Regions from separate parts of the Homo sapiens genome. Here region 1 is linked to region 2. Evidence: chromatin contacts called from ENCODE POLR2A ChIA-PET data. All regions are on one chromosome and are shown on one strand. The core of a region is the stretch at or near the end of the contact, and the rest is flanking DNA. Distances in the headings are between cores, read along the strand shown. Region 1 holds the start of FUT1 (fucosyltransferase 1 (H blood group)). Region 2 holds the start of PRR19 (proline rich 19).

Region 1 (3,802 bases), core at 377-2,876, 6.5 Mb before region 2:
TCCCGTACTCCTGGTTCCTCTTTGAAGTTCGTAGTAGATAGCGGTAGAAGAAATAGTGAAAGCCTTTTTTTTTTTTTTTTTGAGGCGGAGTCTCGCTCTGTCCCCCAGGCTGGAGTGCAGTGGCGTGATCTCGGCTCACTGCAATCTCCGCCTCCTGGGTTCACACCATTCTCCTGCCTCACCCTCCCAAATAGCTAGGACTACAGGCGCCCTCCACCACGCGCCCGGATAATTTTTTGTATTTTTAGTAGAGACAGGGTTTCACCGTGTTAGCCAGGATGGCCTCCACCTCCTGACCTTGTGATCCGCCCGCCTCAGCCTCCCAAAGTGCTGGGATTACAGGCGTGAGCCACCGCGCCCGCCCGAAATAGTGAAAGTCTTAAAGTCTTTGATCTTTCTTATAAGTGCAGAGAAGAAAACGCTGACATATGCTGCCTTCTCTTTCTGCTTCGGCTGCCTAAAAGGGAAGGGCCCCCTGTCCCATGATCACGTGACTTGCTTGACCTTATCAGTCATTTGGACGACTCACCCTCCTTATCCTGCCCCCCCTTGTCTTGTATACAATAAATATCAGCGCGCCCAGCCATTCGGGGCCACTACCGGTCTCTGCGTCTTGATGGTAGTGGTCCCCCGGGCCCAGCTGTTTTCTCTTTATCTCTTTGTCTTGTGTCTTTATTTCTTACAATCTCTCCTCTCCTCACAGGGGAAGAACACCCACCCGCAAAGCCCCGTAGGGCTGGACCCTACGTTAGCCTGCCCTGCTCGGGGTTGGCGATGCTGGAGGTGGGCCTTGGACCAGAGAAAATGCTTTAATTAGGTGACAAGCGGGCAGAGGCCTTTGTCTCTGGCGCCGGCAGCCACGGCCCCCGCTGACGGCGTGGGAAACAGACCCTGTTCCACTCCGGTCTCCAGCCTTGGAATGGTTGCCTTCGTGCAGTGCAGGTCTGGAAAGTAGCAGTTTGGCACGGGACCCTAGAATTCCCCAAAAGGAGTGACTAGGGGCTGGGATTCTGGAATTTGAGTGTGGACGGTGAGGCGGGGGGTGTGGGAGATCGGAGACCCTGGTGGGCGCGGGAGCACCTGCAGGCTGGAGGCCCTCGCGCGCTCCGGCGGCAGCCTGGCAAACAGGTTCTCCATCCCCCAGGAGGACGCGGCAGAGGGCGGACGATCGCTCCACTCGCCGGGACCAGGTGCGGGGGCCCTGCCCAGCCGCTGGGGCGTGGCCAGGCTCGAAGCACCCAGGTGTCGGGGGCCGACTCTAAGCCCTGGCACCGGAAGAGAGAGGGCGGCGGATTGGACCTCCCGGCTCCAGCATTGCAACTGGGCGCTCCGTCTCCTGGTCCACGCAATGATGCTGCGGCTGCTCAGAAGCCAGGTAGCCTGCCCTGGGTGAAGCCTTCGCGCAGGTCAATGACGGGGCGGAGGGGCAGGGCGCGGTCCCCTGCATCCCCGATCTGGGGAGCGGTGGGCCCAGGGGCCATCGCCTTAGCCCCTGGCGCTGGGGCTCGGCGCCAAGTGACGGGCGGGGCTCCACCTTCCAGCCATCCGCCCGGCCCGGGAGGGCGGACGCTGCGAGACTCCCGGCCGCGCCCTCTCCTTCCTCTCCTCCCCAAGCCCTCGCTGCCAGTCCGGACAGGCTGCGCGGAGGGGAGGGCTGCCGGGCCGGATAGCCGGACGCCTGGCGTTCCAGGGGCGGCCGGATGTGGCCTGCCTTTGCGGAGGGTGCGCTCCGGCCACGAAAAGCGGACTGTGGATCTGCCACCTGCAAGCAGCTCGGGTAAGTGGGGACTGCCCCACTCAGTTGTTCCTGGGACCCAGGAACAACTCCTTCAGAACCAGGAGGTGCACCCCCAACCTCTTCTCCAGGTCTTCCTAAGGCCCTAGGAATCTCCGCCACCTCCCCAGCCATTACTCCTCCAGGAACCAAGATGCTCCTTCCGCTCCTGACCCTCCAGCCTCTCTTGTTTTACTTGAACTATCGTTTCCCATCACCACCTCTGTGGTGGATTTTGCGCCTCACAGACAGGTACTCCTGAGAAACAGGCTGGTGGAAGAGTCCAGTATCAGCGGAACTTACAGGAGGGGAGACTCGAGATTCCTTCAGGAAAGGTGTAGGAACCTGGACCACTTTCTTTTTTTTTTTTTTTTTTTTTTTTTAAGACAGGGTCCCTCTCTGTCGCGCAAGCTGGAGTGCAGTCAGCGGTGCTATCGCGGCTCATTGTGAGCTCCGGGGATCCTCCCGCCTTAGCATCCGGTGTAGCTGAGACCACAGACATGTGCCACCATGCCAAGCTAATTTTATTTATTTTTTTTTGGAGACGGAGTTTCACTCTTGTTGCCCAGGCTGGAGTGTAATGGCATGATCTCAGCTCACCGCAACTCCCGCCCCCCGGGTTCAGGCGATTCTCCTGCCTCAGCCTCCCGAGTGGCTGGGATTACAGGCATGCGCCACCATGCCCGGCTAATTTTGTATTTTAAGTAGAGACAGGGTTTCTCCACGTTGGTCAGGCTGGTCTCGAACTCCCAACCTCAGGTGATCCACCCACCTTGGCCTCCCAAAGTGCTGGGGTTACAGGTGTGAGCCACCGCGCCTGGCCCATGCCAAGCTAATTTTAAAATTTTTTTGTAAGAGTGCTCTGTTGCCCAGGCTGATCTTGAACTCCTGGGCTCAAGGGATCCTCCCATCTCAGCCTCCCAATATGCTGGGATTACAGGTGTGAGCCACAGTGCCCAGCCAAACCATGGCTATCTTGAAAACCACTTGTCTTCCAGTCCCCATGCCCCGAAATTCCAAGGCTCTCATCCCTGAAACCTAGGACTCAGGCTCTCCCTACCTCAGCCCCAGGAGTCTAAACCTTTAACTTCCTCTTTCCCTGGGACTAAGGAGTGCTGCACCCCAGGCGCCTCCCTTACCCCACATCCCTCCTCAGCCTCCCCTCCTCAGCCTCAGAGCATTTGCTAATTCGCCTTTCCTCCCCTGCAGCCATGTGGCTCCGGAGCCATCGTCAGCTCTGCCTGGCCTTCCTGCTAGTCTGTGTCCTCTCTGTAATCTTCTTCCTCCATATCCATCAAGACAGCTTTCCACATGGCCTAGGCCTGTCGATCCTGTGTCCAGACCGCCGCCTGGTGACACCCCCAGTGGCCATCTTCTGCCTGCCGGGTACTGCGATGGGCCCCAACGCCTCCTCTTCCTGTCCCCAGCACCCTGCTTCCCTCTCCGGCACCTGGACTGTCTACCCCAATGGCCGGTTTGGTAATCAGATGGGACAGTATGCCACGCTGCTGGCTCTGGCCCAGCTCAACGGCCGCCGGGCCTTTATCCTGCCTGCCATGCATGCCGCCCTGGCCCCGGTATTCCGCATCACCCTGCCCGTGCTGGCCCCAGAAGTGGACAGCCGCACGCCGTGGCGGGAGCTGCAGCTTCACGACTGGATGTCGGAGGAGTACGCGGACTTGAGAGATCCTTTCCTGAAGCTCTCTGGCTTCCCCTGCTCTTGGACTTTCTTCCACCATCTCCGGGAACAGATCCGCAGAGAGTTCACCCTGCACGACCACCTTCGGGAAGAGGCGCAGAGTGTGCTGGGTCAGCTCCGCCTGGGCCGCACAGGGGACCGCCCGCGCACCTTTGTCGGCGTCCACGTGCGCCGTGGGGACTATCTGCAGGTTATGCCTCAGCGCTGGAAGGGTGTGGTGGGCGACAGCGCCTACCTCCGGCAGGCCATGGACTGGTTCCGGGCACGGCACGAAGCCCCCGTTTTCGTGGTCACCAGCAACGGCATGGAGTGGTGTAAAGAAAACATCG
Region 2 (3,295 bases), core at 796-3,295:
TCCCAAGTAGCTGGGACTACGGGCGTGTGCTGCCATGCCTAGCTAATTTTTTTTTTTTTTTTGTATATTTAGTAGACACGTGGTTTCGCCATGTTGGCCAGGCTGGTTGACCTCAAGTGATCCGACCATGTCAGCCTCCCAAAGTGCTGGGATTACAGGCATGAGCCTCCATGCTGGCCTCCCTCAGACTTTAAAATCAAGCTATTCCACGATATTCCCCAAACCTAATAAGAAAGTGATTACCTGTGTCTTTTCTTTCTGCTTGCCCATTCTTCATTATCTTTCAGACCCAGCTGAGATACTACTCCTAGGAAACCCATAGTCCTCAGAGTCCTTCTCCTCTTCCTCCCCAGAGGTCCCTGTCTCTCCCTCAAACACAACTTTGACACCCCTACACCTCTGTGTCTGGATCTGTCTCCCTAAACACATTGGGACAAGGTCAGGAGCTGACCCACTCATTTACTACTCATTCAGCAAGCACTTGTGGAATAACCACTGTGTGCCCGGCCCAGTTCCAGGAAAGTGGATTGAAAACATAAACACAATGAATAACACTCATCTCTGTCTCAGTATCAATCCACCTCGAAGGAATGAATACATGGGAAGGTCCCACCTGGAGTGAGGCTACAAGAACATGACCAGGACGTTTAGCAGGGAGTGAGCCCCCCACCTGGTCCCAGAGAAGAGGGAGATCTGAGAAGACACTGAGGTCTGAGATTAATTTGGGGCAGCGTTGGGGGAGAGGCGCGACCCTAGGTGGCCTTGGCTATGGATGTAGGTTTCAGAGCTCAGACATACCCAGTTGGCCTGTGGGTTTAGAGAGAGTGTAGAGGCTGCAGATCTGCAAGATGATCTGCCGGAGGGACGCCAGACTGGACCTGAGCCCTGGAGGCGTCTCTAATTTCCTTTCTCTTTCTGCACCTTCTTCTACCCTCCAAGCAGGTCCTATGGTGTCTTGAATGCAAAGATATGTAGTTTATATGTTATGCCACGCGCGCGCACACACACACGGTGTTTTGAGTAGGGGTCCTGTGATGTCTTGAATGCAAAGATATGTACTTTAGATTTCAACACACACACACACACACACACACACACACACACACACACACCCACGGTGTTTTGAGTAGGGGAAGCCCACGAGTAGATAGGCTCACTAAAGCCCTGGCGCGGCCTTAGAGTGGCTCCTTAGAAGGGAGCCTCGAATTTTCACATTTTGTCATCTTCCTTTTCTGTCCCCCACATCAGTAGAAAATAGGAGCGTCCCCCCCAGCCAGGTGCATTCGAGCCACCCCTTCAAGGGAATATAAGAATGGACTCGTCCACTCGCTCCCCTCCCCCCACCACGTGAATGGGTCACCCCCCCCCCCGCAACAGTAGGTGGTCCCTTCCGCACATTTCACTCTGTACAGCAAATGGTTTCTTCCCATTTGCTAGACAGAGGGCTAGATTTTCCCCGCCCACTCTCGACTCTTCAGGTAGTTCGCCCCTCCCCGTGACCGGTGGGTGGTTTCTCCCTCCTCCCCGCCTCGGGAGCTGGATGGTCTCGCCTCTCCCTCCCCCCACCCCGTGCCGGGTGCGCGGCCTGGGAGTCAGCGGCCCGAGCGGGAAGCGCCGGGCGAGCCCACTGTGCGGCCGTCGTGGGGGAAGCGAAGGTTCCTGATTCCACCTACCTCCTAAGTGAAGGCTTCCGTCCCTGGAGAGGAGGCGGCGCCCTGTATCGGCCTTCGTCCTCCGCGGGTGTGCTAGCGTTGGGACGGTCCTTTGTTGCCGCGAGGGGTAGGAGTGGGCGTGGCGGAGCCAGCTCCGTTCGGAACACTCCCGGGCCGACCCGACTCGCTCATCCTGCAGGAGCTGCGGCGCCAAGATGAGTGGAGAGGAGAACCCAGCCAGCAAGCCCACGCCGGTGCAGGACGTACAGGGCGACGGGCGCTGGATGTCCCTGGTGAGCGTTCCCACCTGGGATATTGAGGAGTCCGGGGGCGCGGGGGGTGGCTCAGGAGAACGGCTGGTTCGTGCCACTCTCACTACCTGATTGGGAAACTGAGGGCAGTTGAGGAGGCGCTGCCTAAGGGAGCAGGGCGGGGCGGGCCCTGGAGCGTGCATGCCATTGACTCCCTCTCGCGCGCTCCCGCAGCACCATCGGTTCGTGGCTGACAGCAAAGATAAGGAACCCGAAGTCGTCTTCATCGGGGACTCCTTGGTCCAGCTCATGCACCAGTGCGAGGTGAGGGCAGTCCCTCTCCCCCTGCCCCATCCAGCCCTGTGTCCATGCTGACACATCTGGACCAGAACCCAGGCCAGGTGAGGTATTATGAGAGTACCCAGATTGGCCTCAGGCAGCCCGAGGCTCTGAGAATCTTGGTGTAAGGTGCAACATTCTATTGAGAAAGAAATGTATGCCTTGGTTTTATCAGATTGGATTTGTGTATAATGTACTAAGACCTAAAATGAGGCTTTCCTGCCATAGGCTTGCCTAAAGTGAGGCTCTTTCTTGTTTGCTTTAAGTAGTGCGCAGCCCTGTTGGGTTTACACAAAGCTATAGTCACTTTACAGGAAGCGAAGGGCAACTCTAATGGCACTCCACAAAGAGGACTCAATCATAATAATATCTTTCCACAAAGCATGTCCAACTGTAATGGGTTTCATCAAAATAAGTTTCAACTGTAATGCCATTGATTCAATGCATGGCTCAAGCAGACTGGATTTTCATGAAGTGAGTCTTGCTTCTATGGGGCTTGGTTTGTTTTGTTGGTTGGTTGGTTGGTTGGTTGGTTTTTGAGACAGGGTCTTGCTCTGTCACCCAGGCTGGCGTGCAGTGGTATGATCTCTGTTCACTGCAACCTCTGCCTCCTGGGCTCAAGTGATCCTCCCACCTTAGTCTCCGAGTAGCTGGGACTACAGGTGCACATCACCATGCACCTGGCTAATTTTTGTAATTTTTGTAGAGATGGGGTTTTGCCCTGTTGCGCAGGTTGGTCTTGAACTCCTGGGCTCAAGCAGTCCGCCCACCTCAGCATGAGCAACAGAGCCTGGGGCTTGGTTTAAAGTGAGAGACTCTAGGCAGGGTGTGGTGGCTTACGCCTGTAATCCCAGCACTTTGGGAGGCCAAGGCAGGCGGATGACCTGAGGCCAGGAGTTCGAGACCACCCTGGCCAACATGGCGAAATCCTGTCTCTACTAAAAATACAAAAATTAGCTGGGCATGGTGGCACATGCCTATAGTCCCAGCTACTTGGCAGGCTGAGGCAGGAGAATCGCCAGAACCTGGGAAGCAGAGATTGCAATGAGCCGA

What was found. ChIA-PET counts read pairs that join two places held with the same protein, here RNA polymerase II (POLR2A).
Region 1: POLR2A ChIA-PET joins it to region 2 with 15 read pairs in activated T-cell. The contact joins the promoter of FUT1 here to the promoter of PRR19 in region 2. POLR2A ChIA-PET finds 5 or more read pairs at or near these places in 2 of 52 experiments (HEK293 and activated T-cell).

Annotation. Positions count from the first base shown.
Region 1 is chr19:48,750,465-48,754,266 of GRCh38, reverse strand. FUT1 (fucosyltransferase 1 (H blood group)) reads left to right here and starts at 1,626. Exons shown (of 2, transcript NM_001384359.1): 1 at 1,626-1,777; 2 at 2,984-3,802. The coding sequence starts at 2,986. RefSeq lists enhancers at 838-1,424, 2,630-3,269 and a silencer at 1,540-1,589.
Region 2 is chr19:42,300,882-42,304,176 of GRCh38, reverse strand. PRR19 (proline rich 19) reads right to left here and starts at 2,045. Exons shown (of 3, transcript NM_199285.3): 1 at 1,674-2,045. PAFAH1B3 (platelet activating factor acetylhydrolase 1b catalytic subunit 3) reads left to right here and starts at 1,553. Exons shown (of 5, transcript NM_002573.4): 1 at 1,553-1,945; 2 at 2,138-2,227. The coding sequence starts at 1,868. RefSeq lists a silencer at 1,439-1,658 and enhancers at 1,212-1,866, 1,819-1,948, 2,029-2,078.